Regions from separate parts of the Mus musculus genome. Here region 1 is linked to region 2. A link is a loop called in an ENCODE intact Hi-C map of the cell type or tissue named here. Cell type or tissue: heart. All regions are shown on one strand. Links, peaks and the distances in the headings refer to the core of each region. The heading gives the core; the rest is flanking DNA. Region 1 holds the start of Isca1 (iron-sulfur cluster assembly 1). Region 2 holds the start of Tut7 (terminal uridylyl transferase 7).

Region 1 (15,625 bases), core at 4,603-12,602, 53 kb before region 2:
AATGCTATAAATTACACATTTTACACCATCAAGAACAAATATACCTTTATAAACCTGCACAACTAATTTCATGGACTTTTTTGGGGTGGTGGTGGTGGTCTTGGTCAATTTATGCACTAGAAAGTCCAAACAGAGTCAGCGAGCTGACATGTGTGTCAGCATTTAACAACTTTCAGGATGGAGCTGTGAGCAGTACAGTCTTGCTGTTCAAGAGTACCCAGAAAACAGCTTTAGGCCTAACAAATGACTACCCATAGGCCACAGCGCAAAGCGACTAACAGACCCAATTCAACTACCCTGCATATGAGGATGGATCTTCTGTGGACTTAGTAAGTCCTGCATCCAGGTCCAGAACACTGGGCCTGGCTCACTTCACCAACAGCCGGTAAATGATGTCTGTGGCAGACATGAAAACCCAGATACCTCTCATACACAAGGTTAGGTAAAAAAAAAATCAAACCTTCTCAGGGATACGTGCAGCCATGAAGGAGGGTGTGATGGTTTGTGTATGCTTGGCCCAGGGAGTGGCACTATTAGGAGGTGTGACCTTGTTGAAGTATCACTGTGGGCATGGGCTTTAAGACCCTCATCTAGCTGCCTGGAAGTCAGTCTTCAAGTAGCAGTCTTCAGATGAAGATGTAAAACTCTCAACTCCTCCTGCACTATGCCTGGATGCTGCCATGCTCCTGCCTTGGTGATAATGGACTGAACCTCTGAACCTGTAAGCCAGCCCCAATTAAATGTTGTCCTTATAAGACTTGCCTTGGTCATGGTGTCTGTTCACAGCAGTAAAACCCTAACTAAGACAGAGTGAGACCTTTAGATAATGACCTGGAAGATCTTCAGGCTGAATTATCAGGGTAAAACCAAAGTGTACCCACAGCACGTACTGACACTGTCTATGGAAGCAGGAGAAACCCACACAAGGACAAGTGCTGTGCAGGCCAGTCGTCCCCTGGGGAGGATTTTGGTCCTTACAACTTAGGAATTGAGAGGGTGATACTACTATGCAGCAGGCAGAGGCCAGGGTCACTCCAGAACATCCTTAGCCAGCCCAAAGCACACAGGTGGCCGGGAGTGCCCAGCCACAGTGAGCACGTAGACAAGCTCAGGCTGATCTGTAGAGTCTGGCTGTCTAGGATCATGAGCAGCCTGTGTAAGATTCAAGAGTCTGGGTGCAGTTCCCTGTAGAGCACCTCACTAGTGAGGCCGGGGCTGATTCCTTCCTTGCCAAGGTAAAAACTAACAAAACCAAACACCTCAATCAATGAAAGCATATATACTTGCAACAAAATAAATACATTTGTCCCCAGAACAGAAGTTTAGCTTTGCTAACTTTCAACAGTTACTTACATGCTCAGGTTTGTCTTTAAGAAGTTGTTTTATCTTGTTTACAGCAGAGGGGGTCTGAAAAAAAAGAAACAATTTATCAAACTCATCTTCTGGAAAAGCCTTCCACTACAGCAGTCGGTAATAAGCCATGTCTTTCCAGAGGACCTGTGGATTTAGTCCAGCAAAGGAAGCCACAGCAAAAGCACACTCCTCCTGTGCTATCTACCCAGACAGAACCCCACGCCCCTGAGGTTATATTTTGTGCATTTACTGCACCGTCTGTAACAAGTACACCACCAGATAAAGATGCCCATCAACAGCCAACCAATGGAAAAGCCAACCTTTTCCATTGGCGCAGTCCCCTTCAGTTCATCTGAATGCGTGGCTAGAGGGTTGCTTCTGGGCTCAGACTTCCAGTGTGGGTCAACACATACCTGGGTATCCGGGTGGATGGCCACTGTACTCGGTGACAGGCCTACATCTGGCTGTGTTTCTTAGAATGCAGTTCACCCTAGCCTAGTAGTGTTTAGCATGAGAAAAAAGTCTGGATGTACAGATTAGTACCATCAGTCTCATTTTCTTGTAGAGGATGCTGGGACCTAGTCTGATCTGAAACATTCCTGAACCACTCTCATGAGCATGTTTTCTAATGTCTAGCTTCCTACTGGGATAATGGGTAATCCTTTCCCTAGGACTCTTGTCAAGATAGGCCAGACAGGGAAACATTCTGGAATCCAGGAGAGAAGCAGGCACAGTACAGCCTGGCAGCGACTATAGGGAAGGTGAGAGGAATGGCGAGGAGGAAATGGTGTCCTTGCACCTTTGTGTCCATTAGCTACTCCAGCTGGCGGGATTTCTGTGCTCAAGCTTAATGAGCATCAGGCCAGTGCTGAGGGGACAGATCACTGGCACAGCCCTAGCTCAGCTTCTCTCTCTCAGCTGAAGCTTGGACAGATGATGGTGTACAAATACAATGCCAGAACCAAATCAAGAGTCAGGGAGTCAACACTGAAACCATGAAGCATGACGTCGTGTGTGCCACAGGCTGGGAAGGCAGCTCAGGCGGTAAGGTGTGTGTGTGTGTGTGTGTGTGTGTGTGTGTGTGTGTGGCTTTGTAGTCCTGAGGACCTGGGTTCAAGCTCCATAAAACAAACCAATAATCTGGCCTACTTGGGAAGTTCCATGCCGACAAGAAGTCCAGCCCTCAAAAGGAAAGGCGGGAGCGCCTGAAGAATGACTGACACTGGAGATGTCCTCCAGCCTCCACACGTATGCATCCATGAGCACTTGTACAGCAACCCCTTTACACATACACCCCCCACACAAAGAGAAAGCAATGCCATACGTGTAAAGTAAGTGGCTGCTGTTTAGTGCACTATTTTAAGCTATTACGTATGATACGTGTGTATTTTGTTTCGTGTAGCACTGCAAAAAAATAAATAAAATAAAATAAAATAAAAGTCAATGCCGGCTGGTCTGTCAAGGCGGAGTACAGTGCAGCTGACCAGAGAGGCAGCTAGGCACTGCATGAAGGGCAGAAGAAAGGAAGGGTAACCTCTAGTGCTACACAGAGAAACCCTGTCTCACCATCCCATTCCCCACCCCCACCCGGTGACAGGCCCAGGGAATGGCACTATAGAAAGTGTGGCCCAGATTAAAGATGTGTACCACCAAGCCTGGATCTGGGACTTGATTTGTCCCAGACTGACCTTGAACTCAGAGATCTCCTTGCCTGGGCCTAACCTTTATGTAATAGTACAAGGGGATCATGTTCTAGTTCTTGTAAGCAGCAGAACTCGGCAGCTTCAGCCATGTGGCTCTGGCTCTAGAGTTAAGAATGGAAGGAACTACTGGGACAGTTGATGCTGGTTAGTTGGAGCTAAGGAATTAGCAGTGATTAAGAAGAGACCAGCATCACTGAGGTGAAATCTTCTAGAAATTGTTTTCTGGGAGCACAAAGAAGCTGTGTTCCAGAGATACCCAAGGTTGTACCTCGTGCTGCGGCTGGACGTGGTAATGTGTAAGAGTCACTCAGGTGGTACTGCTTGTGAAGGAATGAAGGGATCATGGAGAGAAGCTGAGGCTTAGCACTGTGAGAGGCCAGGGAAGCCCATTGGAGAAGGTGAAGCCTCAGCTGTAGTTGATGGCCCAGGACTGAAGGGGTCATGCAAAGGATTTGAGGCTTGGCACCCTGAAGAGAGCCTATGAGAGGTTATTGGTGAAGCCTAGTTGGAGTGGAACACCCCAGTGTATTGGAGATGTCAGTACCCTGGGATGATCACCAAGAACAGCAGCCGTAGTGGAGTGAATCAACCTGAACATAGAGTGCTACCGAGGACAGAGATGGAGAAGTGATGCCAGCCCTTAGGAGGGTCCAAAAGATGAAGTGGAATCCCAGACACTGAAACAAGAAGCTGTAACATTGAAATTGCCTTGGAGACTCAAGGATGTTAAAGATGCCAGAGCCATGGGATACATGCTGAGGAAAGCTGCTAACAGGGAGTGGAACCAGCCCAGGAGAAAGCAGTTTGTTGCAGGCAACAAAGATGAAAAGGGAGTGGAGATCTGAAGACCACTTTGACATCAGCCATGGAGATGCAGAGTTTGGAGTTTGCACAGCTGGTTTCCTGCCTTGCTTTGGGGATTACAGTTAATTAAGTTGAATGAATCTCAGAAGAGACCTTGAACTTTGGACTTTTAACATTGTTGTGACTGCTATAGACTATGAGGACTTTGAAAGTTGGACTAAATGCATTTTGCATTATGCTATGTTTAAGTATGGCCCCCATAGACTCATGTTTTTGAACAAGTCTATGGGGGCCAGGGAGTGGAATGTGATGGTTTGTATATCCTTGGACCAGGGATGGCACCATCTGAAGGTGTGGCCTTGTTGGAATAGGACTTCCAACAAGGGCTGGGGCTTAAATGACTTCCCTAACTAAGACACCTACTTTGGTGTTTTTTTTCTTTTCTCAAGTCTCAGAAAACATTTAGACAGTGTCTGCCTGTAATTCTGGCTATTGGGAAGCTGAGGCAGGAGGATCATGAATTTGAGGTCAGCCTGATTGATATACACAGCTAGTTTGTCTCAAAACAATTTCAACACAGGGCACAAAAGTAAGCTATGCAGGCCATCTCCACTGACATGAACACTAACATTCACATCGTGTACACAGGAAAAGGCACACAAGGAAAAGTATCATTAAAAGGACCTGAATGTCTGCAAGCTGCTGTCAAGTGACCAAAACCGTCTTCCCTTTGCGTTCCTCCCTGAGGAGCTGTTACTAAGGAGCTCTCAACTAAAAAGGGGGAGAGGGGGAGGGGCGGAGGGACGGACAGACAGCCTAAAGTGGCCAAGGGACTGCTGTATTCCTGCCTTGTTTTGGAGACAGACTGTGCATCCCAAGCTGGTCCTAGTACTTGACCCTTCAGCTTCTGGGAGCTGCCATTGTTCAGCTAAGGGACTGCTCCGATTAGTCAAAAGAACTGCATGGGTCGGACAGGGCTCCTGATGGGACTGCCCTTTCTGTTCACGGTACCAATCTGTTTCTAGTACCAAGCTGAACTTGGTACTAGAAAGACGGTAAGCACCCGCTTGCTTCAGACCCTGGCAGTGGGGAGGTCTTCCCTGAACACCACTGCAAGTCTGGCAGCTTTCTACTATGTCTGCATTCCCAGACCAGCTCAACCTGAACCTTCCCAAGAAATCTACCAACAAATAAGGGCTCAGAATTCAGATTACTGAAATCCTGTAAAATCTAATAATGCCTTTTAATCTGCTCCTGTGTAAACTACCATAGGAACACAGCTGCTTAAAGTGAGAACATATTGAAGAGGTTTTAAAAACATTTTTCAAAGGGCTGGTGAGGTACTTTGTCAGGTAAAGGAACTTGGGACCCACATGATGGAAGGAGGGAAGTGACACCCAGAGTTGTCCTCTGATCACACAATCACTAAGGCACGCATGACCACACATACAAAAATAAATAAATTTTAAATATTAAACATGCAAACCAAACAATTATTCCAAAGCTGCTTTTTTTTTTTTGGTCAGAATGCTGGGAAATGCACTTCAGGAATGTTTCAGAACTGCTCACATGGCCTGGGGCTGGGCCCGTAGGGTGGCTGATGGCCACTGGAGCCCCAGCCCTGCCTGCTCCCACTCCAGCACTGGGATCACAAGTATGCACCACCCCCACCCCACCCCCCAACTTTAGCTTTTTTGTTGTTGTTATCTGGGAACTGGAGAGGAAACTCAGGCCCTGAGCTTCACAGCTCATTCTCTGCCAGTTTAGCCCCTGCCCCCACACAGGCTCCTCCCCCTGGCCCGTGTTTGTTATGGCTATTAATCTTACAACTCTGTGGTTAAGGCACAATTAAATATTTGCAAGGGCTCCTAAATTAATGACCAAAGAGTTAACAACTGTGACACAAAACAAATCTCTCTTTACAATGAACACACAACACCCCACTCTGTTCTCACGCCAGGCCCTAAAGCGGCTGTTCTACCACTGGACTAGAAACCTGGTTGTAACCTGCAGGTTTTCCTGGTTATGTTTCTAAACCAAAGGCACGTGCTAGTTGCTGTTCCAAAGATCTTCTGGCCCTACTCCAGTGAAGTAACATGTCCTTATACACACCCTGGGCCCCTCTCTACCAGGCTGCGCTGGGAAGCTAAGCGTCCAGAGTCTTCTACAGTACAGTGTACACACTACAGTGCATACAGAGTGAACTAGGTTCTCAGCGCGTACCAACATGCATGCTAGCTAGGCCCCACCGCTCGCTCCCAAGTGGAGCTTGGTGAGGATGAGCCTCTCGTCATGAAAGCTGACCACCTCTGTCTTGTACAATGATGGAAATAAAGCTGCCCATCAACTAGGTAGCAGCTTTCACATTCTCCAGTCACATCTGACTCTGGTCCCTGCAAATTCAACTCTATTAACTCCTAGATATATGGGGGTGGGAAGGAGCACGTTGTTTTTGGATGTGGTGAGCTGGAGCCATTCTGGGTTTGCAGATCTTACCAGTCTACACCACAGTGTAATGGCTATTCCTGGTTGCCAACATGACTCTATCTGGAATGAACCACAATCCAAAGCTGGAGGCCTCACCTGCAATCCAGAGCTTGAGGTTGTTAGATAAAAGTTTCTGACCTGGATCTTGGCATGGAGATCTTGAGGCACAGTGGCCATGAAAAGCTTAGGCCCAGGCAAGGCAGTACATACCTTCAATCCCAGGAGACTAAGGCAAGATCATCTCTGAGTTCAAGGTGGTACACACTTTTAACCTGGGCCACACCTTCTGTTAGAGACCTACAGGAGGACACTGGGAGGAGGAAGATTTGCTTTTTGCCTGCTTGCACTTACTTGCCAGCACATCTGTTGGAACCTACATCTACAGAAGAGCAGCTGAAACAACTAGCCTCATGGGACTGAGCAACTACTAGATCCTTGGACTTCCCACTCACAGCTGACCATTGTTGAGGAGTTGGACTACAGACTGTTTAAGTCATTGTAACAAATCCCTTTACTATATAGACTATCCATAAGTTCTAGAAACCCTGACTAAAAATACACACAGCCCAATGTGCCAGCCCATCCATTCTGTCCACGACTGGCATCAGCTAACAGATAGCTAGTGTTTATGTTTTATGTCACACCTTTCCTGGCCATGGCTGACTTCTAGTAGATGTTGCAGAATGTCAGACTCCCTGCTGTCAGGCTGATGTACCGGCCAAGCAATACCTAACTCATATTACTCTTGTTTGCTAGTTATCTCTCTCTCACACTTTAGGCCGTTGGTCACCTCGTTGCTTTTGCATTTGCTATGTGCTGGGGTTCAAAATGTTTACCAGACACTTGAAAAACAAGTACGAACCACGACGCCTGCCAACAGCTGTGCCTATGAAAATCAGGGAAAGGTGATTCTAGGACCAAGCCTAACACCACAGACTCTACAGCTGAGCTAGGCAGCGCGGCAGAGGGTGTGAATTGAGATCTACTATACATAACGAAACAGAAGATTACAAAGCACGACACAGGCCAGGACTGTGCAAATGAGATGTTACTCCTGGAAGGAATGGCCTACGGAGGGTGCGAGCCAGGCAACTCAATTATTTCTTCTCATGAAAAACAGCGGATCATGATAATGTATGCTTATGAGGTAGAAACGGGGGCAGAGGGGGGGTGTGAGAAGGGGCGGGTCGAAATTTCCCAAGTAACATGCAATAGGCCAAATGGTGATTAAAAAAAAAAACAAAACAAAACTAAGCAAGCAAACAACGACAATAACAACCACCACCTATCCTGTGCTCGACTTTTCTGGAATTTATTACTTGTAGGAGGATTCTACTCTATTCTCAGTAAGATGAGCATAGTTTGCACAATCCTAGAATCCATGACATACCTGCGGTGACGAAAACTAGCTGGTCCCGGAGGGAAAAGCAACACAGAATGCAGTGTGATTACTGGGGCAAACTGAAGGGCCAAACAATGACCTATCCTATAAACAGATTATCTCACTTGTTCACGACTCCCTTCTATTTTGCTTCAACTAACTATTGGCAAGAGCCCCTCTTAGGACTCTGGGTGGAGCGGATTCCGCGGTGGCGTCTGGACCGAATGAATCCCGGTCTCACGCTGTCCCGATCCTCTGGGGCTGACGCCTCCTGGGAGGTTATGCGGAGCCGCGGCGTTCCCTGTGTGACCTTTCTCCGGGAACGCCGTGACCTCGGCGGCAAACTGCCGTCCTCCGCCCCGGCCGCCCGGTGGCAGCGCACACAGCCCGTCCGCCCCATCGAGCTCCGCGCGCGGCCCGCCGGGAGACCCTAGTCCGCGTCCAGGCTCGCTCTGCACCCCGGGCCGCCGCCGCCACCACCTCCCTGCGGACGCCGAGGTGACTCACCAGTGTGAGGGCCGCCCGCGTGGGCTGCAGTTTTCTCTTGCTCACAGCCCGCACGGTGGCGCGGACCAACGACGCCGACATGTCCACGTCGCGGCACCCGCAGCCTCCGGCTGGAGCGTGGGGACTCAACTTCTCTCCATGGACACGGCGGGCACTTTGACGCCACAAGCTCCTGCGCAGGCGCCACAGGCCCCGCCTCCCGTCGCCCGTCCCGCTCCACCATTGGACAGTCCGGGTGAGTGACGGGCCGGGCCGATTGGCCGTCATCACTGACGAGGCAAGGGAGGTGACCTGTGACCTTGCGGGCTTCGCGGTCACTGCGCTAGCGGAAGTGGGATGGCTCCTTCCGTATGGCGTACACTAACGACAGACCCCCCGGAAGTGGGGACACGGCTCTGTGACTCTGGAGCTGCTTCGATAGTAAAGCAAGCGGGTAGACACCATACGACAGGTTTCCAGTTATTGAAATGTCACTCTTGTGTAGCAGTTTGTGTCAAGAAAACTGAGCACGTACGTAGCTACCAGCCTCGCATGGAAGCACGGGCATGGTGGCTCTATCCGAGCCTCTGAGAGCGAGCGCCCTGGGCGCTACGTTAGCATCGGTTCTTGAGTCCCGATCCCGGGCCCCGTGCACATTTGGCTAGCCTTTCCTGCTAGCCGGTCCCATTTGATTAGCTGTGCGCCTGTCACCACGCCTCGGCTTCCTTCGCGGCCCGTGATGACGTAAGAACGGGAGCTCCTTTATCTCGGAGCAGCAGCTGGCCCCGTGCGGGAACTGGGTGGGCGTGGGGAGTACTGAGGGGTTTGCTACCCCTGATCGCCCCCTTATGGTTCCAGGAAGGCCGAGGGAGGGAAATGGATTCGGCCTCAGGTCTAGACGGAAAGAACAAGTGTTTTCTTTTCCAGTGCGATCTCACTGGTCTGACTAGAAGGGGCAGTTTCCCCGTCCGAAATGGGGACTTTGCCATGCTGGAACACTGACAGAGTAAGACAGACATTGTACATTCTGCCTAGACCTGCCCAGGAGCTAAGAAAATGTTCTGACCCTTTCTTCATAGCTTTACAAAGAGTGGGCACACCATGTTTTCAACTCTATTTTTAGTGTCTGAAAACTGTGAACCCCACTCGGTCATTGATCTCTCTCTTGCAAGGATTTTGTTCCACTTGGGAAGATATCCTCTCCTTAAGATAGAAGCCACCTTTGAAGCAAAAGAAAAACAGACTGATTTTTTTTTTTTTTTTTGGTTTTTCGAGACAGGGTTTCTCTGTACACTGAAAACACATCTTTTACATCTTTTACCAGGAAGCTTGCCAAAGCAGTTCACAGTGAGCAAGAGACTGTTAGAAGGTGAAGATCGGGTGTTCAGAACTCCTGCTGTAAAAACTGGATTCTGAGTTTCCGCTGTTTTAGAACAGAACAGGGCATCGGCCCTGGCCCTGCGATCGCTTGCAGAGGAAGCTTTGACTTGGCCATGGCTGCGAGCCTGCTATCTTATCCGCTGAGAAGCGTGCCTCACTTGTCTAATGGTATCAGTATAAGCCATCAAAAACACCAGGCTGCTGGGCAGAATTTTTTTTAAGAATCAAAATGTAGGAAACCTTTTTAAGGCTAGAAGAAAACATGACAATTCTGTTTAATTTTAGGGGTAAGTACACTCCTCTCCCTCAACAACCGACAAAACATCCAAGTAGAAAATAACTACCAGGTATAAAGATTGGCCTGGCTGCGTATTTCTTCTCCGTTCTAGGGGCAGAGGGATAAACAACACTAAGCGCTTTTTCAGTAGGCGTGGCACTGTTCCAGCCAGAAAGCAGCGCTGTCACTTCACAGCCAGAGGCAGGAGGAAAGGAAGCAGGCCAGCAGCTGAGCAGGAGGAAAGGAAGCAGGCCAGCAGCTGAGCCGTCACGTAGCAGGGAGGCCCCGGTTGCACAACCCATGAGTTTGATGGTCACCATTTTTATTTTTTTACCATGATTTCCAATTTCTTAATGATTTCCATTTTGACATGACTCTTTCATAACTAGACTATGACCAGTCTAGTTCACACATATATGCCTCTCGTGAGTCTCCCTCGTTGTGCCAGTGTCCTTAGCAAGCTCTCTCTCTGCCCCCCAGTCTCCTGCTTGCACACCCCAGACCCGGTGCACAGCTATCAAAGGGGAACAGCATGGGCACCCTATTAAGGAGATGTGTACTGTCAGCGCTTTGGTTGACTTTTCTAATGACTCATAAGAAAATAATGTGGATAAAATTACACGTTCAAAGTTCGATTTTATTTCAAAATGATAAATAAACCGGCATAGTTCTGACTCTGTACTATTTCAGAAAGGCTTGTGAAGTTCATTAACAGTTTAGAGAGGGCTCCAGTCAGACCAGAAGGTTGCCAATCAAACTTGTGATTGGCAGAGACAGCAGCCTCTTTGATCTTCAGAGGTTTGTAAAAGCTCTCCACCCTAATTTCTGTGTATCATAAAAAGTAAAAAGCACTTTTATTCTGTCCTTTTCTCCTTTAATTTTTCTTTTTTAAACCAGCAAAAAAGGACTACTTATTTTTATGACTTCATTTTTATGAGCACAACAGTTCTGTCAATTACTTAGAGAAGGAAGCCCTCAAAGATGTGCCAGTGGTGCTGTGGTCGTCCACCGAGGCCCACACTGACAGGTGCTTGCATTCCATGCTATCATTTCTACAATGAGCCATGAAGAATGCTTGTAGACCCTATGTACAGCAGTATAGTCCACATGTCCTTGATGTGCGTCCATACCACGATCCAGGAACAACAGAGAGAATCCCCTCTTGGAAATCAAAAAGGGGATGTGTAGGGAAAGAGGGCTAACTCCTCTGGTGAGCAGCACACTATTTTTAGAGTGCTTTGAAAGAACTAAAATCCATGACGCTGTAGTCATTGAATTCTGGCCCTCATATTTTTCTTTTAAGTTGACTTTCTATTAAAATCTTCAAATCTCTGGAGATTGGTGGTATAGTTAGACTATATTAAAATTTTTCTTTTCCTTATTAACAATTTCATTAAAATTTAAAAAATTACGATGCCCCTCAACTGTTACGTTGAAGCCTGATCTGTGTCACTGTGTCCTGTGCCATGAACCTAATTTCCCAAGTGGCCACGGACACCTGAGTGGCATTTCCAGTGCTGCAGTTCCTTCCCTCATGATTCCTGCTGGGTCCTCTTCACTGAGGCTCTCCCCTGAGTCATATATTTACTGGAAAGGCTACCTAGGAGGGAAAACAAAATCCAACATAAACGAAAAGAATGGTGTTTGAGCAAAGTCACACAATACTTATTGTCAGTTACTGACAGACACGTGTCCCACCACAAAGGGCACTCGTCCTGAGTCGAGCAGTTAGGCTAGGTATAAACAAGTGCACAGCCATCAGAGGCACTGGGCAGTGCTTAGACACTGCTTCCTCAGTGCTGGTAAGGTACAGCCCCGAGGCTGTTCAATGCAGCCACAGGCAGGCACTGAGGCTGGAAGAAACATTTTGAAAGTTCTTTACATAGGATATTCTTTTTGTTTGTAGCTCACAGACTGCAAAGAGATCGCTGGCCAGAAATTAGTACCTCATACCATTACCCTTTAGAAGTCTAGTAATACCTTATGGATGTACAAGGAGAAAATAAAATTCTCTGTACTTAATTAGTAGTGAAGCCATCCACAGCTTACAACATGTACTGTGTTCTGGAGTCTGAGCACATACAAGAGGGAATGAGAGCCCATGTGGCTACTACTGTACAATGAAGGCTCTACTCAAACCAATGGAAGGAATGCAAAGGGTTTAGTAACTGGTACCATGCCAGCTACAGGTTTTAAAAGCAGAATCTCATTGTGAGGCCTTGGATGACTTAAAATTCATTATGTAGCCCAGGCTAGCCTAGAATTGCTTTTTGCCTGCTTCTGAGTGTGGGGATTAAATACTACACCATGACCACCACACCTGGCTTGCACCCATAACTTCTGAGGGGGAGAAGGAAGCTAGCTCCCTTCTTAAACTGTCACTCTTGTCATTTCCAAATGAAGTGTAGAATTAAATGTAAGTAAAAGAAGTCAAAGCGCAGCAGTTGTCCACATTTTCAGAAGCATGGACACAACTTTCCCAAAGCAGCAGCTTTAGCAATGCCCACCACACAAGCTTTCCCTTTATTTCTTTTCAACCAAATGGCCTGACATTTTAAAATTTAGAGACAGTCTAAAAGATTGGTAGCTATCTGCCCCATTTATGTATATTTATATAACTTTATCACTGACTAGAACTTTAAGGCCTATTAAAACAACAACAATAACAACAAAAATCACACCACTACCAAACCATTTTCCCGCCATATGACTGTGTGTATGAAATAGTTTCATGTTTGTGAATGCGAATATGTGTTTGGACACTGTGTGTGTGTGTGTGTGTGTGTGTGTGTACGCATGCACATATGATGGAGTCAGGGCTTGGTACTGGATGGTCCCCCCATAGTCTCCTCCTTATACATGGAGGTGGGTTAGGTAACTATGCAAGTCTGCTCTGGAGCTCCCTCCCTCCACCCCCTATGCGATGGATTCCTAGCAGGCTGCCATGTTACCTAACACTTACATGGATGCTCCGATCCAAACTCTGGTCCTCTTTATACCCACTGAACATCTCCCCAGCCCCACCAATGGCCTTTATGATAATTTAAACAAGTACTACTTGCTGAGACATCAGAGGAATGCACCTGTTAGCCGAGATGGCAAAATCAAAGGTAAGAGCACAGCTGTCCATCAACATGTGCTCATTAAGGAAACTAGAGTGGGTCAGAGACTTAGTCTACAAAGGGGCTCAAGGGAAACTATTTCTACCTACAACACAGACATGGGTCACATGTTAATATGTGACAGCTGTCACTAACTTACTTTCTGAGCTATTTTATTGGCAAGAACAAATCTTAGCAATCTATAATTTTTTCTTGTAGAAAGCAGAATACAGTTTGTAATAAAATTTCCCCATAATAAATTTAAGTTAGTAAGTTTTTAGTTGTAGGATTTTTTTTTTTTTACTGAGATGAATAACTAATAACTTCTTTATAACTAAGTATATGTTAGTTGGCCATGGCATTTCTAGGTCTATAACATCTACATTTTTTTCCCCACTTTTTTAAAACTTGAAAAATTATAGTAAAACTCAACTTTAAAGATGTGTAACCTCTTAAGCCCAGCAGTGCTGCTCTCTGCGGACTTGGGGACAGTGTGGGGACCAGGAACCTTCTCTGCACTCACGCAGCTGCTCAAGTGTTTGCACGCAGCTCCTCAGCAGTCAGCTCAGAGCCGAGAGAGCGGAGGTGTGTGCAGGGCAAGGGGCGCCCCCAACACATGGAGTGGAAACCAGAAACATGCAATAAACTGCTCACACTCTGTGTTCCTTCATGTGCCTAACATCAGGAACATCAGTACTTTTCCTGTGTGAAATGTTTTGGGAATATCTGCTTAAGGTCAAAGTTGCTTAAAACAGCATTCTTTTAGTCTGATTATACATGTACATCTTAGATCTTCAAACTCCCAGATCTACAGGGAAAATGAAGCCACTGACTGGTGCTGTCTGTGGCTCACACCCTTCCAGAAAGCTAGGGTCATTTGAAAGTCAGTGTGGTTATGTGATATAGCCCACCTCTCTTCCCCAACCTCGATCAGCTTAACTGTGGGGCACCATTCCCCTTTCACTCTGTCTACTGGGCTTGGAGGGTATCCAACAGCACTCTGATTGTGAAATGGTGTGCTCCATGGAGAACAGCTATGACTCTTCCTGAGCGGGACTGGAGCTCCTGTCCCTTGTCCCTCTTCCTGCTTGTTTGTCACGTACAATGCTCTCCTTCTGGTCTAAGTGCAGTTAAGACCTGGAGAGCTCTGTTTCCTTCAAGTCACATGCTCTTATTCTGCACACCAGCACAAATCCCAAGTACTTTAAATTTTATGTAAACAGATACGACACCATGGTTGGGAATGTCACGTAGACAGCAGTGTCTGCCCACCATATATGAAGCATTACATGGGGATTCCAGGGCCACATGACACCCTAGCTTAAAAAAAAAAAAAGTTCTCATTATTTCAGTGTTTCCTTTCCTCACTAAAGAAAACTAAAACAATCGCAAATACTTAAGATCATGCCTCTTGGTGCTGAAAAAACTTAAGGAGTTAAACACATTAACAATTCCACTATTTTTCCCCCCATGAACTGCATTCATAGTAGAAATAATAGCCCAAAGCTTCCTCAACTCTCCCAGAGTGGTCAGTGTCCTAGCTTCACAGAAGAGGGAGAAAGGCCAGGAGAGACAGCTTATCCTGAGGGGCAGCTGAAGACTTCTTGCTCTACCAAAGTCAGCATTAACAAGTCAGTACTTTCCCTAATATTAGGATGGCATTCCCTAAATCCACAATGGATGTCTGAATGCAGCTAATCTGTGTTCTACATGTTATGACACACCCACTCTGTGACACTGCTGTAGTAAAAGTTCTATAAGCGCTGTCATTAGAAATTTCACTTTTCTGTGTTGGGGATGGCTCAGCAGTTAAGACCAGGGTTTGGTACTTAGGACCCACACAGTGGCCTACAAGCATGTGTAACTCCAATTCTAGGGCATTCAACAACCTCTTCTGACCTCCACAGGCACCATGTACACATGAAGTACATATAGGCACACACAGGCAAAACATTCATGTACATAAAAAGACCTCCGAGTTAATTTTTAATAAATGACACAAGAACTTAAAAGGGACGATTGCTCATGCTCTCTGGGCTTACCTGCCCATTGTTAGCCTCCTTTAAAAGAGGTAAAGAGAGACCAGGGCTGGCTGATTAAGCAAAGCTGTCCCAGGAAGGACTCCGTTTACATTTTCTCACAGTTTTGTTCTTTCCTATGATATTGCTGAAAAAGCCACTTTTACCTCAGTTTTTTCCCTCTTTTTTGAGAGTCAGAAGACGACTTGAAATACTAGCAAAAGACCTTCTTACCCTGGTATCACACCATGTTCTCTTGAGTAACCCTCCATAGGCCTGAGATATGGCAGAAGGGGGCTCTGCCCTTCACACCACAGCCCAGGCTAAGCAGGCTCCTTTTCTTGGTATTCTGAACCTAGCTCCCAAAGCCTAGGTTCTCTGCAAAGGCTTCACTGAGCTCAGATGCTAAGCCCGGTGCTGAACTCAGTTTCCACACAGAGCTCCAAGCAGCACCTAACCAAGCACTTCCTTCACTTGTACTCTGAGCTCAACTCTGGCGCTTTCTGTTCCTCCTTTGACCATCTTTGTTTTTTTTGATTTCCATGGTCCACATGCATCCCTTTCTTCCATGTGGTTTTACTTGCTAGAAGATCTTCCTGAGTATAGTGGGTTGAAATGCAATGGCCACAATAACA
Region 2 (15,625 bases), core at 2,596-10,595:
GTCATGCTAATTATCCCTTGGCATATGGATTTACACATGGTAAAGCCTAACCCTGAGGCACATACTGCAGTTACTAACTTGGTGTAGAGTAATGTTTAGAGATGGTGTAGTAAGTATATCCATAAAGACGTTACCCTTTTCAGCCTGTCGATGCAGTCTCTCTTGAGCCGTTCCTCAGCCTGCTGGAGGCCCAACAGCTCCTTGGTTGAAAGGACAGACTCGTCGATGACAGGACCGTCCAGATCTCCATCCTGCTCACTGTCCTCCGTTCTAGTCCTCCGTGGCTTACGAGGTCTGGACCGCTGTTTCTTGTTTTCTTAAGTTAGGGGACAATACGGGTGATGTTGAAAACTATTGCTCTCAGTAAGAAGTATTATAACTTTCTTCCTATACATCCATTTACTTAGGCATAGTACTAGGTATTGAACCCAGGTCCTCATCCATGCTGGCGAGTGCTAGGCCCTGAGCTCTACCCCAAGCCCATGTGAACTTATTTCAATGATAGTAAGTGATACCTGAACACTGAACAAAGAGGGAGACAGCTCTCCATTCACCAATCCACAGAAACCACTGCAATTAAAAAGGATCCTATTTTCCACAGGATTTGATTTTTATCTCCTCCCATACTATACTGCTGAGCATTCATGCAACAGCAGAAAGCTCTCACTAAAGGCTGTACTTGTAACTGTACTTCTAAGCCACTTGATGTATATGGGGCATACATGATACTGCCAACCAAACTGTAAACACACCTGTGTTTTAATAGAAAATATTCATATCTAATTTTTTATTTTCTTTTAAAGAACCCGAGTCAGGAAAAATGGACAATATTGTATGTACCCAGAGAACTTGGAAACTGTGATCATTTTCTTATATGGTTCAAAAAAATCATTCAGCTACAAATTCAGGTTCCTTCAGTAAGAGGAAAATCTTCAAGCTAAAGTTTACTTACTGAGCACACACAGCTCCCCACTTTAGCTTTTGCCTCATATCAGTGACAGGCTGAGCACAGGAAACACAACTGGCAGTTAAAGCCAGAGTCTACCCTAAATAAATGTATCATGAACCCCATTAGTTCTACAATCTGCAGAACGACTGAATAAACTCAAGCTAACAACGTTTCAAACGATGAAGCATATAACAATTTTGAGACTAAACTTTAAAAACCGTGGTGAGCAGCCTTGACACTCCAGTTGGGTTCTAAAGACACTGGAAGCTAATTGTAATGCTGGGCTTAAATGATATTTATTTCCAAGCTAAAATTCTGATGAAGGAGATGAAGAGATGGCTCAGTGGAAGGAGCTCCTGCAGAGGACCTGAGTTCTGTTATGCAGGCACCCACACATGCACATGCCCACAAAAATCAAAGCAGTAAAACATTTTAACAATTCTTATTAAACACAAATGGGACTGTCTTCATTGGCTTTCCATAAATTAAGGATTTGAAGAAGTCTTGCATAAGGCAATCTCTCTCCAGCTTTCGGAGGGACTCGTGACTTAGCAACTGCAATGTATTGGCTAATTGCAGGAAAGAATTCTGGGTAGAAAAGGAAGTACAGGACTCCAAGTTCTACAGAGTGCTACTGTGGGGGCTAGAGAGATGGCTCAGCAGGTAAGAAGGCTCACAACCATCTGTAAACTTGAGTTCCAGGAGATTTGATGTTCTCTTCTGGCCACCATAGGCTTCTACACACAGATGGTGCACAGACGCATCCATGCAGGTACATATGTACGTACACGTAAAAACAATAAACAGATAGGTAATAAGTAAATAAATTCTTACAAAAATAAAGACTGCATTGCCAGACGGAGAACTTAGCTAAATGGCAGACTGTTCCCATCATGCACACTGGCACTAAGACCGATCCTCAGCTTGTTGAAACCCCCTTCAAACACTAGCAATCAACTGCTGTGACTAGTACAGCACTATTGCCACAGCACTGGGGCAATGAGGTAAGAGGATGGAGAGCACTGTGACTTTTGGGGAGGGAGTGCTGGACAAAGTGCTGAGTGACAGGAAGTGACAGGAAGCACTGCCACCCGATTCCATAGCAGAAGAAAGGCAATGCTTTTATGTGCCCCACCTCCTCCGATCCCTGTAGCACTTCCCACATCAATGCTGAGGTTGACCCCACTCTCGGAGAACAAAGTAACTTGTCTAAGGGTACAAGGCCAAGGCAAAATAAAGATGTAAAATGCAGTTTAAGATATGGCAGGTACCACAGCCTTGTTCTGTCCAGGATGCAAAGTGAGGAGAAATCCCTGAACAGCCCCCTGTGGCACACTTAAGGAAAGGCAGGGCTGTCAAGGCCTGCAGGGACAAGTTGGGAAAAAAGCTCACTGGAGCAGCTCTTGGACAGCAAAACAGCCCAAGAAGGTCCCCTAACTACTGACATGGGCTATCATGCCCTCAGCTGTGAGTGTTCCAAGTCCTCACATCTTATTTGCAAATAGAACATCACTCCAGTCACAGAGGACATTTGAATGGACATTTCCTGCCAGCCTATTAATGACATTGCCCCCAAGACTTTACACCTACAACCTTGGACATTTGAGGGTTGAGGGAGGGACAATAATGCCAAAATGAAAAAAAGAAAAACAAAACCGTCTTTTAAAAGCTTTAAAAATCAACTTTAATATAATTTTATCACATCTTCTCAGTTTGAGTGATACTTATTATCGCAGGCCAGGGTAATGCACCCTTTACTCCCAGAACAAGAGAGGCAGAAGCAGAGGAAACTCAGGGTGTGAGGTGACCTCATCGACATGCAGAATTTGAGGCCCACCAGAGCTACACAATGAGACCCTGTCCCAAGGGGAAAAAATTAAGATATTTTATTCCCTTTAATGATTTTTCTTAGAGCCATTTCCACGCACTGCAAATTTACACATCAAATTAAACTCCTCTCTATTGTATGCAATCTTATACAAAATCTTAAGGTTTCCTTTATAATGATTTTCAAGGGATACTATCAATTTCTTCATTTGGCAACCTGAAACTCTGCTCTATACAGAAATATTAAGTGTAAACACAGAGCCAATGTACTTCCTGCTGAGACACCTTTCCAGTCATTCCTAAAACTGAGGAAGAACATGTAGAAGAGGTTTTTGCTCTACAACTGGTTCCTTTAATACTTCTAGCTGTAAAACATTGATCTATAATTCATTATTATACTAGTAGTGGTGATTTTAGACAAGGTCTCATTAAGTAGCCCTGGTTAGCCTGGAAATCTCTAAGTAGACCAGGTTGGCCTCAAATCCACAAGTCTGTCTGTCGGTCTCTGCCTCTTGCACTCTGGGACTAACGGTGTACCTCTCAGCCTGGCTTACACCTTATCTTAAAAGTACCATTTAAAGTACCCCAGCCACTTAGTTAGGTCAGTACCCCCCTTCCCCCTTTCTTTTTTTTAATTTTTGTTTTGTTTTATTCACAAAATCCAGACTGGCTGAGAGCTCACTAGGGAGCTCTCCTGACCCTCCTGCTCCACCTCCTGAATGACTTGCTAGGTAGTCTAGGCTGCCCTCAAACCTTCCACCCTCCCGCCTTAACCTCCCTAGTTCTTTCTGGGTTGCAGGCATGTAACACACACATATCTTAATTTTTTATTTCCATAAGACAAATATAGGTAACAATGTCCACACCTACATGAATGCCATAATAGAAACACTTAAGGTCTGCATAAAACGTTAAGAAGTAATAGAGAAATCCAAAGCCCAGAAACCACCAATGAACACTGTTCCCTTGTCAGGATGCCAGGTCCTGCAGACTGAGGTAATGGCCAGGGTGACAGGATGCATCCCCAATTTCAGTTTCGATTTCTGTCCCACTCTCCCATCCAGCACTGCATAAATAAGTCTGGACAATTGCATCCTCTCCAAACTGCAGCTGCCCAACTCACAAAAATGTGGCTCCACATCACCCCAGAATCCCACACAACAGCCTTTCTAGTCTGCCGAGCTCAAAGATTTGTAAAGCTACGGTTCATTTTATTTTATTTATTTTCTTTTGAGACAGGGTCCTTTTAAACCTTAATTCAGAAGAAAAAGCATTAAGGATCACTGTGAAGCCAGTCTGGTCTACAGAGCAAATTCCACACCAGGGCACCACACAGTGAGACACTGTCTCCAAAAGGGGGCAATTTTTCCAAGTCTAATTTCATACTATAAACAGTTTTCATGCTTTCCATCCAACTCACGACTTTATTTCACTTCAGCAAATATACTGACTAGATAGAAATAACTTTTTCCTGTTTTTTTCAAATAATTGTTATTACAACATCTATGTGCACATTTTGGAAAAATACAATCACTTTGTATCAATATTAAAAAATGTATTAGAAATGAAGTTTTAGCACTGGGAGGTCCAAGCAAGTGAATCTAGTTAAGGCTAGCCCTGACTACATGAAGCAGCAGCAGATTTTGATTCTTCTGAAAGGGAACAGCACTGCTTTTCTCTGCATTACGATTCTCTAAATTTCTATTTCCCAAATTTTGTTGTCAAGCTTGTATTCCAACTACTCGGGGTCCTGTGCCAGTTAGTTTGGTTAAACGGAAACTTGGTTTCTTTTTTCCCCCACAACTTCCTCTTTCCCTGTCACTACTTCTCTCCATCCCTCCTGCCTCCCTCCCTCTTTGTAATATACACAGCCTATACTCTGTCTTAACAGTAAATATTTTCAGTTTTATACTGTCATGTGCATGTTGAACCTATTTTAAAATTAAAATCATGTACACAAAAATAATGCCGACTATGGAAATTAGAGTATGATCTCTGAGGTTAAGTGGCCACCCTCCTCCTCTCCCATAAGGTGTTTACTAAAGTAAAATGAGCCTGGCTTTTCTGCTTAGTTTTTAGGGGACAGTACTGCACCTGCCTTGGAGCTTGTGATGGTCCAATGCATGAAATATGTTGAGGCTGCGCAATTATACTGCAAACACTAACACACTCACATTAAAGGGCTCATGACTGAAAAGAACAACACTTATTTGGATGAAGAAAATAGCACAGACACACAGTCTAGAGACTTGAGGCATACCAGGACTTCCTGCTTCCATTTCTGACATGGCTTCTAGGCTGCTGAGGTCTTTCTGAAACAGCCTTCTCACAGCTCTGCAGCCTCTCCCCTCCTGCCACCTGTAGGCATCGTCACTTTCCTGAAAGGATTCCTTCCTTGAGCGGCTTATGACAGGAATCCTAGGTCCGGGCTTGAACTCTCTCCAGCTGTCTGCATTACCAGCGAGTTCATCAGATAGCCATTTTTTATTTTGATCTTTGTGGTTATCATTCATCCAAGCAGGCTGACTGTAAATTGGGTTTTTAAATGCATATGGATTGCTGGAAACCCCATACAGTCCTTTCCTGGGGGTGTTCCCATAGTTCCCGGGTGATATCTTCTTTTTTGGAAGGCCCTTTTCCATTTTACTGCTATGGCCTTTAGCATAATCATCCATTATTAAATAATCTTGTTGGGGATGGCCCCTTCTGAAATCATCATCATCAATAATTCCACGGTCTTTAGTGCGCTTCACAAAGTAAGGTTTTGCTGTATCTCCCATGGTCTTTGACTTCAACTTTCTTACTTTGTACCTGAAAGAAGGCATTGGGGGAGGGGGGAACAAAACAAAATTGTAAAATAATATCATACCAAATACTCAAAGTAACACACGGGTGCCCTGAAGCCTTTATCTTCCCCCATTTAAAAATTAAATTGTTACCACATTCCTAATAATTAATGCATTCCAGAAGTTACAGTGTTCATAAAAACTGGTCCTTATTTAATACAAAGACTAAATCTGAAGACACTTCTATAGTCTCAGAAACTAAAGAAGTAACTTCTATGTAACGAAAGCACCTCTCTTCAAAGTAAACATCCTAAGTCAACACTGTTACAAAACTCCCAAATCTATTTCTTTTTTTTAAAGTTGGCAATTACTTTTAGGTATCAAAGTAGCCGAAACTATGTGAGCAGATTTCAGTTTCGATCAGCCCCCACTCTAAGCTTCGCTTTTCAACCCGGCGCGACCGCTGGGCGAAGGGACAGCACTTCCCACTAAGGTACCGCTCTAAGGGTCCAGGCTTCCGACCAAGGGACAACGCCAGCTGACTTACCCGACTTCTCAGTCCCCAGCCCCAGACAAGTCCAGTTTCGTCACCAACCACAATCCTCCGCAGGATGACACTCCTTTTCCTTCCCCATTCGGCTGCCCCACCCCTGTGTGCCTCAGTTTCCACCAGCGGAGTCCCCAGGCGAAGGAGGAGGCGGTTCCGCGCTACTGGCCACGAAGCCGCCGTGGGGAATAGGAAGCAGGAAGCGCCCGGCCATTGACAGGGTTCCGGGGTTCCCCGGACCAGGGCCGGAGCCCCGACACAAAGTGAAGACGCGGACTCGAACCCGAGGGCTCCGGGCGCACAGCCGGGCCGAGGCGGCCGGAGAAGGACGGCGCCAACGTACCTCGGGGCCGGGCAGATACGCTTCTGGGGGCGGGGGGAACCCACGGGCCCAGCCCGGAGGCGAGTCCCGGAGGGACGCGACGAGACGGCGCCCCGGAGCACTCACCAGCGCCGCTGCGGTCCCCCGCCGCTTCCTGTCCGGGCCCGGCTCCTCACCGTGTTTTCCTTCAGCCCCACTTCCGGCGCTCAGCGCCGTCTCATTGTGCGCGATTGGAAGACTGCGGTGTCCCCGCCCCGCGCTCCGCGGCTGGCCGGAAGCGCGCACCGGAAGCGCGCGCCGCCCAGGTTCCTCCCAGCGCCGGGGGCGCGCCGCGGGTGCGGGCGCAGAGGTCCGGGGTTGCTCCCTAGCTACCTGCGAGATCCGTCGCCCAGTGCTTTCGGGTTCCCCCGACGCCCCTCTGTGGCTGCTCGGGAAGCTGGGTCTTTTTATAATTCCGAGTGGCTCCAAGTTTCAGTGAGGGCCTTGTGAACGACCTTGAAGGAAGTTCAGCGGCCTAAACCTCTGGATTAAGCTCGACCTGGGGGTAGAAAGAGATTCAACTTTTTTTTTTCTTTAAGAACTAGCAAACAGCCGGAGAGTGGTGGCACATGCCTTTAATCCCACTTGGAGGGAGGCAGATTTCTGAGTTCGAGGCCAGCCTGGTCTACAGAGTGAGTTCCAGGACAGCTACGTCTACACAGAGAAACCCTGTCTCAAAAAAACAAAAAACAAAAACTTAGCAAACAACACAGAGTTGCTTTTTTTTTTTCTAATTGAACATTCATTGTTATCTAAAGTGTCCTACATGCCTTGAAAGCCTCAAGCAACTAATGAATAGAAGTGCTGGAAAAAATAAGGCAGTTTTCATTTCTACCTCTACAAAGTATAAATTTAAATCCATTGGGTTCTTTAGCCAACAGTCTTAAAGTGAAGAATGCATACAGCCTTTGCTATTCCAAGAAACTGTCTTTAAAACTGTAAATAAATACTAACTCAATCCTACTAGTTCAGGAAGAAAGGAATACAATTGAAATTTAAAAAGCAAAAGAGACATAGCTAAATGGTTGATATTCTACAACCAACTTGTTTTGTCAGTTTCCTCTTGCTGTGTGGGTTTGGGGATTTCTGAGTTCAAGGCTAGCCTGGTCTACAGAGTGAGTTCCAAGACAGCCAGGGCTACACAGAGAAACCCTGTCTCGGAAAAAAAAAAAAGTATTTACATTCCAAATGCTGCATCCTGGTTCCCCCCTCCCCCTTCCTTTCCCCAGGACCCCTCCTTTCACCTCTGAGAGGGTGTCCCCCCCCCACTTCATTGCCCAACCCTGGTATCATAAGGCACATCCTCTCCCACTGAGGCCAGACAAGCCTTCCCAGAAAGCCATCTTTCTCTAGGGTCCCACAGCTAGTAGCTGTTCTGAATATAACTTGAGAGTTCCTGTCACTGACAGTAAAAGTTCCATGTATCAGACTCTGACCACCAAGCAATGTAGACGTATTAAGAGAATGAGGGGGCTGAGGGAATGGGTGAGAAGATTTGCTACTTTTACAGAGGAGCAAATTTCACTTCCCATCACCCAAGGTGGTTGCTCACAGCTGTCTATAACTGGTCTCCTAGGGGATCTGACACGAGTGGACTCCACCAGCACCTGCATGCCCACACACAGACACACACACACACAAGGACACACACACACCCTTCAGAAAGGACGAAGGTACATTAGAAAGTACTCTAGGGGAAAAACCAATGGCAAAGCTTGGCCCTTAAGGAGACCTGATTGAAATCCAAACCTTCACCAGCGGGAAGCATGTGTTCTTAGCAGCTCTGTGTGACTTGAAACATACTCTTAAAACATTTGTGATAGCCTCTTATGTAGATGTCTTTTGTTCTGAAAATTCATCGGAGCCAAACTAATAATCTGTTTGCCAGGCAGACAGTGGCATTTCATCGAGTCCAAAGGGAGCTGACGATGCATCATTATATTTATGATGGGCCAAAGCCGCGTCACCACACCCAGGTGAGTAATCTCTGAAGTCCTGGCTTAGGTAAGTCCTTGGTTCCTAGAACCCTAGAGGAAGTACACAGCACACACTGTTCTAAGGATTTAGAATATTTTATATGCATTCTCTTCAATATATATCCGTAGTCTTTTCCTATTTTAAATAGTTGCTCTTAAGGTTCATGTTGAGTGCTGGAGATATGGCTCAGTTGTTTTTGAGAATTTATTACTCTTGCCCCAACATACTAGTTCACTACTGATCATAATTTCAGTTCCAGGGGTTCCATGGCCCTCTTCTGACCTCTATGGGGCAACAGATACACATGTGTATAGACAATATGTTAGCAAAACACTCATACACATTAAAAATAAATCCCAAATAGAGAGAGATATGCATCTTCAGGGGCTGTAGAAGTGACTCAGTGGTTAAGAGCAGTGGCTGCTCTTGCAGAAGACTCAAGTTCAGTTCTAGTCATCCATTTTAGGTTGCTTAGAACCACCTGTCACTCCAGCTCCAGGAGGATACAAATGCTTCTGGCTACTTAGGGCAACTGTACTCACACACACACATGCACACACATAATAAAAATAAGAAATGTTTGAAATATTATTCATTTGAGGATGCAGCTCATTTGGAAGAATGCTTTGGATTCCCTCTCCAGGACTGAAAAAAAATCATACTGAGGACCTAGTACTAATAAAAAAACTACTGACTGCAAAATAAACCTGTCAGAATATATTGGAGATTTATATTGGTCATGAAAATTCTATTGCAGTTGAAACGTTTGCTTTGGATTTGCTTGGAAGTCCTTAAGAGGAAGACAGCTTCTTAAAATGTCTGTGGCATTGCTTCAGTAACCTGGAGCACAAACATGGGGACAGGAGGCAATAGATGTTGCAGACTCGAGACACTGCTCTTCATGTTACAATGTATCTTCTGTAGGGGATAGAAGTTGTTACCAGGTTACATTTGTAACAAACTCTATCCTTTGTTCTGTAGGTCGGAGAAATCAGAAGTCTGTAAAGTAAAATTGTCCTCATAGTTTTATCAGCTAAGTGTTTTTCTCTTTCTCTCAATGCTTTTCTTTGTCCACTTTGTTAGTAAGTTATTTTGACTCTTTCTTTAAATACTCCTGAGAAAAGAAAGAAAGATAAACATGTCCAAAGTCCAGTGACTTCTTACCACTTCTCTAGGCTGCAACTTGGTGCCAGCTGCCAATCAGCCTGGCTTGGCTGGCTTGCCACAGTCAGTAGCTTCCAGAGAGTTAAGCTTGTCTTAAGTTCTTGTTGCTTCTAAGGGTGAACACAGGTTCTTAAAGTGTGCACACAACTTTGTTTACCTTCAGACACACATTTACTATTTTTCCTGAAGGTAAAACTTGACATGTATTGGATCTTTGGTTCCTGCCTTCTTTTGCTTTTCTTTACAAGCTGATAAGATGAAAGCAGGTAAAAAGGTCAAAAGAGTTTTATTCCAAGTTGGTCACAGAGAGATTAAGATGTGTTAAGCCAGGTTTCATGGTGCATTCCTATATAGTCAGAAAGCTGAGGCAGGAGAATTCTGTGAGCTTGAGGACATCCTGGGTACACACACACACTCACACACATACACACGGGGGGGGGGGGGGAGGAGGAAGGGGGAGGGGGAGAGAAGTGTAATTCCAGTGCTTGAGGCAGGAGGATTACCACAAGTTCAGGACTGTTTGGTCTATATAGCAAGTATCAGGATATGCAGGACTTTATATCAAGATCCTATCTCAAAAGAAAAGAAAGTTTTAAAAAGGGATTTGACTGTTAATGTGGATTATAATCTTGCTTGAGAGGTTCAAAGAAGAGTGCAGGCTTATAGAAGAAAGGAAACAGCTAAACTCAAAAGTCTTATGGATTTTGACCTTAAGTGGCTCTCTGGTGTTCAGAACTATTTTGTTGTTGTTGTTGTTGTTGTTGTGAGTTGCATTACAGTTACTGACTTTCAGCTGACAAGTAAGATGTTTCTTTCTCATGTTCTACAATTTCCCATCTTTCTCTGCTGTTTCAATCTTCCTTTGGATATGTATGTCATATCCTCTTTGTCTTTTTTATTTCTGCTCAAAGGTCATGTTCCATCGCAGCCCCCTCTGAACCCCATTTACTCTTTCTTCCCCATCCTCTCCTCTCCTTTGTTGTGCTGGGAGGTGCAGAAGTCAGGCAGGCCAGCATTCTTATCACCTAGCTACACTCTAAGCCCATTTATTGTTTGTTTGTCTTGAGACAGGGTCACACTCTAGCTCAGGCTGGCCTGGGACTCACTGTGGTAGCCCAGGAGGGCCTCAAACTCCCAGCAGTTTTCCTGCCTCCAGCCTCCTGAGTACTGAGGCTGGGGCTTGGGATCAAGCCAGAAGTGAGCTATCTGTGAGAGAGCAAGGTCTGACCCAGCAGCTGCTTCTTCCCTTGTCTCTCTCCATCCTTACCGTGTTTCTCTCTTGTAGCACTCCGGAAGTGTACCAGATTCTTCAGTTACTCATCACAATTACTTGCTGTCACAGTCCTCCAATACAAGTTTATTTTTGAACTTTTAAAAATTGAAAATACATGCTTCGCTTATCCAACCTCAGTAACAGCCCACCCCACCTCCACCCCCTGCTTCCAGTCCTCCTAGCTCCTTGCCACCTCCCCTCTAACCCAGATCCATTTCCCCTGTTCCCTCTTCAGAAAAGAGAAGCAGGTCTCCAAGAGATGACAGCCAGACAGGACAAAACAAGATACAATAATACAAGACATAAGCCATCATATCAAGGCTAGATAAACAACCAAATAGAAGGAAAAGTCCCAAGAGCTGGCAAAAGAGTCAAAGACACACTCACTCCCACTGTGAGGAGACTCACAAGAACACCAAGCTAACAGCCATAGCATATATTCATGTAGAAGACCTGGTGTATACCCATGTATACCCCGTGCTTGCTGATTCATCCTCTGTGAGCCTGTGTGAGCCCTGCTTGGTTGACTCAGTGGGTCATGTTCTCCTGGTGTCCTGCATCCCCTTTGACTCCTACCATCTTTTCCCCTGCTTCCACATGGTTCCCCGATCTCTGAGGGGAGAGACCCAATGGAGACCTCCAATCTACACACTTTCTTTGTATAATGTGGGGCTGTGAGTCTCTTTACCCACTCCCATCTGCTGCCAGTGGAGGCCTCTTGACAACTGGACAGAGCACCGACCTATGAGTATAGCAGAATATCATTAGGAATCATTTCATTGACTCTTTCCAGTTGTGATTGGTTCTTCTACCTTAAGTCTCTGAGCTATCCAGTCTCTTCCTCCTGCCATCCAGGCAGTATAGGACATGGGTTCCCTCTCAGGGACTGGGCCTCAAATTAAACCAAACATTGGTTGGCCACTTCCATAATTTCTGTGACATCATACAGTTAGAACAGATTGAAGGTGGAGGGTTTTGCGGCTGGGTTGGTGTCCAGGTTTCTCTTTCCGGAGCTCTCAGAGACTAGAACATAGTGACAGAAGACTCCAAGTCCTCCCCAACTGGACCTTTCTATGTTCAGTGAGCTGTGTGGATGTTGTCCTCAGCAGTGGGGACTCACTGTCAGTTTTAGAGGATGGCTATCTGTCCTAGAATCAGTCTCGGTTGTTTTGGGTCTTCACAGGACCTCTTCAGCCAACAACTCAACCAAATGTAGCCTAGAACCATCAATGGAAGGCCTTGCCTGGCTGCTAAAGATGTTCAGAGTCCATATCCTCCCTTACGAGGAGTCTTCACTAGGGCCATCTTTATAGATTCCAGGAGGTCTCCACTCCACTTTCCAAATGCCACCCCATTCCAGCTATTTCTCCCTACACCCCCTACCCCCATCACTCCTGCCCACCTGATCCTTCCAATCCTATTCCCACCTTCCCGCACAGGCCACCCTTAGATTCTATTCTATTTCCCTCTCCTAGGTATATCCATGCTTCCTCCCAAACCCATTCCTTACCTAATCTCTCAGAGTCTGTGGATTGTTCCATGATTATCATTTACTTAACAGCTAATATTCACATATAAGTGAACATATACCATATTTGTCTTTCTGGGTCTGGTTTTCCTCACTCAGGATGATTTTTTTTCCTAGTTGCATCCATTTGCCTGCAAATTTCATGATGTCATTTGTTATGAATAGGCCTGGTGCTGTTTGTAGGTCAATGCTAACTCCACTCTCCTGGGAGGGGTTGTGGACAAGGAGTGAGTCATACTCAGGTGACTTCTTGTGAACCAATTCCCTAATGAATAAAGGAGCCAATCACTGGGTGAGTAGGTGGGACTTCCAGGTTGGATGGAGGAAGAGAGGAAGCAGGAGAGAGTGGGGTCCTTTGAGATGGGGATAGCGTGAAGACCAGATGTAGCAACGAGTGTCACCTGGCTTCAATGGTGGATCCGTCAGGCTTCCTCACTGGAGAGTTTAGATTTAATAAGGCTTCAAGGTAGGATTTTAGTTGTTGTGCCCAGCAATTGAGTTACCATTATTTCTGAACTAAGTTTGGGTTGCATTTCCCTTTACCTGGTGGCTCGTCCGGGTTCAAGAGAGAAAGGTGTGGTGGCAAAGCATGGGTTTGCCTGAGGTGCACCACAAAGGTCATGGGCGTTTTGGAGCATGGGGCTGGTGTGGTATTGACCCACCAGTGGGAACCTAGAGAGCTGGGTGGGGACATTTCAGGAGCTCCAGGCCAGAGAGTCTTCACGAGATAACGACAGGTTGGCCATTGCCCGCCAGTGCATGGTCAGCCAGCCCCACAGGGCAGAGAGTTGCTGGCACAAGAGCAGGAACGTGCCGCTTTTTTTTTTTTTTAATATTTCCCGAAACAGTCATTTTTTTTAATCCATAAAGTAATTCTCCACTGTGTAAATGTACCACAATTTCTTTATATATTCTTCAGTTGAGGGACATCTAGATTGTTTCCAGATTCTGGGTATTATAAATAAAGCCACAATGAACATATTTCAGCAAGTGTTGTGGTAGAATGCAGCATCCATTGGGCATATGCCCTTTTCTGAGGAACCACCATATTGATTTCCATAGTGACTGTAAAAATGTGCATACACACCAGCAATGTAGGAGTGTTCCCTTGATCCACTAGCATGAGCTACCATTGTGTTACTGATCTTGGCCATTCTGACAGATGTAAGATGAGATCTTAAAGTCATTTTGATTTGTATTTCCGTGATGGCTAAGGATGTTGAACATTTCTTTAAGTGTTTCTCAGGCATTTGAGATTCCTCTATTGAGAAGTTTCTGTTTAGATCTGTACCCCATTTTTAAAGTTGGATTATTTGGTTTTTTAATTTCTAGTTTCTTGAGTTCATTATATATTTTGGATATTGAATATCTACCAGATGTGGAGTTGGTAGAGATCTCTGTAGGCTCCTGCTCTGTCTGATTGACCGTGCCCTTTGCTACAGAAGCTTGCTAGTTCCATGAGGTACCATTTATTGATTGTTTATCTTAGCATGTGCACTAATAATGTTCTGTTCAAAAAGTTGTCTCCTGTGCCAATGTATTCAAGGGTCTTTCCCACTTTCTCTCCTATCAGGTTCAGTGTGTCTGGTTTTATGCTGAGATCTTTGATCCACTTGAACTTTCTTCAGGTTGATAAATATGGATCTATTTGCATTCTTCCACATGTAGAAAACCAATTTGACCAGCTCAACTTGTTGAAGATGCTTTCTTGTTTCTCACTGTATATTTTTGGCTTCTTCATAAAAGATCAGGTGGCCATAGATGTGTGAATTTATGTCAGAAACAAAAAGGAGATATAATAACAGACACTGAGGAAATTCAGAAAAGCACAAAGACATACTTTAAAAACCTATACTGCACCAAATTGGAAAAATCTAAAAGAAATGAATAATTTCCTCAGTAGGTACCACTTATCAAAATCAAAACCAGACAAACAATTTAAATAGACCTATAACTCCCAAGGAAACAGAAGAAGACATTAAAAAATCTCACAACCAAGAAAAAAAAATCCCAGTGATAGATGGTTTTAGCTCAGAATTCCACCAAACTTTCAAAGAAGGCTAATACCAACACTCCTTAAATTATTCCACAAAATAGAAACCAATGGAACATTGTCAAATTTTATGAGGCCACAGTTACCCTGAAACTGAAACCACACAAAGACTCAACAAAGAAAAAGAATTACAGACCAATTCCATTCATGAACATTGATGCAAAAATACTCAATAAAATACTCATAAACCAAGTTTAAAAACATATCAAAACATCCACCATGATCAAGTGGTCTTCATCCCAAAATGCAGGGATGGTTCAATATACAAAAATCCATCACTGTAATCTACAATATAGACAAATTGAAAGGAAAAAAAACCCAGGATCATCTCATTAGAAGCAAAAGAACCAAACCAAACCAAAACAAAAAACAAAAAACAAAAATCACCTTTAACAAAATCCAACACCCCTTCATGATAAAGGTCTAGAGATATTAGGGATACAAAGGATATACATAAACATAATAAAGGCAATTGATAGCAAGCCTATAGTCAACCTCAAATTAAATGGAGAGAAATCAAAGAAATCCATTAAAATCCAGAGACAGAACAAGGTTTTATATTCTCTTCATAGCTACTCAATATAATACTTGAAGTTTTAGTTAGAACAATAAGACGACTGAGGAGATTAAGGAGATACAAGTTGGAAAGAAAGAAATCAAAGTCTCATATTTGCAGATGATATGATAGCATACATAAGTAGTAGCACAGTGAAGTGCTGGCTTAAATAAATAAATAAATAAATAAATAAATAAATAAATAAATAAATAAGGCTCATTTATTCTGTGTGTACGAGTGTTTTGCTTGTATATTTATATTCCTACCACTTATGTGCCTAGTAAACGTGGAGGTTGGAAGAGGGCATCTGATCCCCTGTAACTGGAGTTACAGATGTGAGCCATCCTCTAGGTCCTGTGAACTAAACCTGGGTTCTCTACAAGAGCAGCAAGTGTTCTTAACCACTGAGCCATCACTTTAGCCCCTCAAATCCTTTCTTCCCATTGAGATATCTGTCTCCTAACACCCTATTCAGGTTCCCCCTCTACTTTTCTTAGATAACACTTAGTGATATGGTCATATGGACTTATCATTAGCAGGAAAAGTCCTTGACAATATTCATACACACACAGAGAGACACACAGAGAGAGACACACACAGAGAG

What was found. A loop is a pair of places that touch in the nucleus more often than their neighbours do. Peaks named below come from ENCODE experiments on the same cell type or tissue, not always from the same donor. Only the 100,000 strongest peaks of a DNase experiment are listed, where the experiment ranks them.
Region 1: a loop joins it to region 2, with 4 times the contacts of the local background. A loop is called at or near these places in 14 of 42 quality-filtered maps.

Annotation. Positions count from the first base shown.
Region 1 is chr13:59,761,389-59,777,013 of GRCm38, forward strand. It overlaps Isca1 (iron-sulfur cluster assembly 1), which reads right to left and starts at 8,401. Exons shown (of 4, transcript NM_026921.4): 1 at 8,236-8,401; 2 at 1,354-1,407. The coding sequence starts at 8,316. Tut7 (terminal uridylyl transferase 7) reads right to left here. Exons shown (of 27, transcript NM_001373962.1): 27 at 10,488-11,471. The coding sequence ends at 11,404. Etohd2 (ethanol decreased 2) reads left to right here and starts at 8,578. Exons shown (of 2, transcript NR_015349.3): 1 at 8,578-8,958; 2 at 9,539-12,292. In heart, for the core only: CTCF peaks have their summits at 8,123 (motif pointing right) and 9,061; DNase peaks (open chromatin) are centred at 8,473, 8,953 and 10,033; H3K4me3 peaks cover 5,289 bases; H3K27ac peaks cover 5,977 bases.
Region 2 is chr13:59,816,524-59,832,148 of GRCm38, forward strand. Tut7 (terminal uridylyl transferase 7) reads right to left here and starts at 6,587. Exons shown (of 27, transcript NM_001373962.1): 1 at 6,110-6,587; 2 at 5,037-5,587; 3 at 135-316. The coding sequence starts at 5,556. In heart, for the core only: CTCF peaks have their summits at 6,601 and 6,845; DNase peaks (open chromatin) are centred at 3,798, 6,248 and 6,658; H3K4me3 peaks cover 4,288 bases; H3K27ac peaks cover 1,707 bases.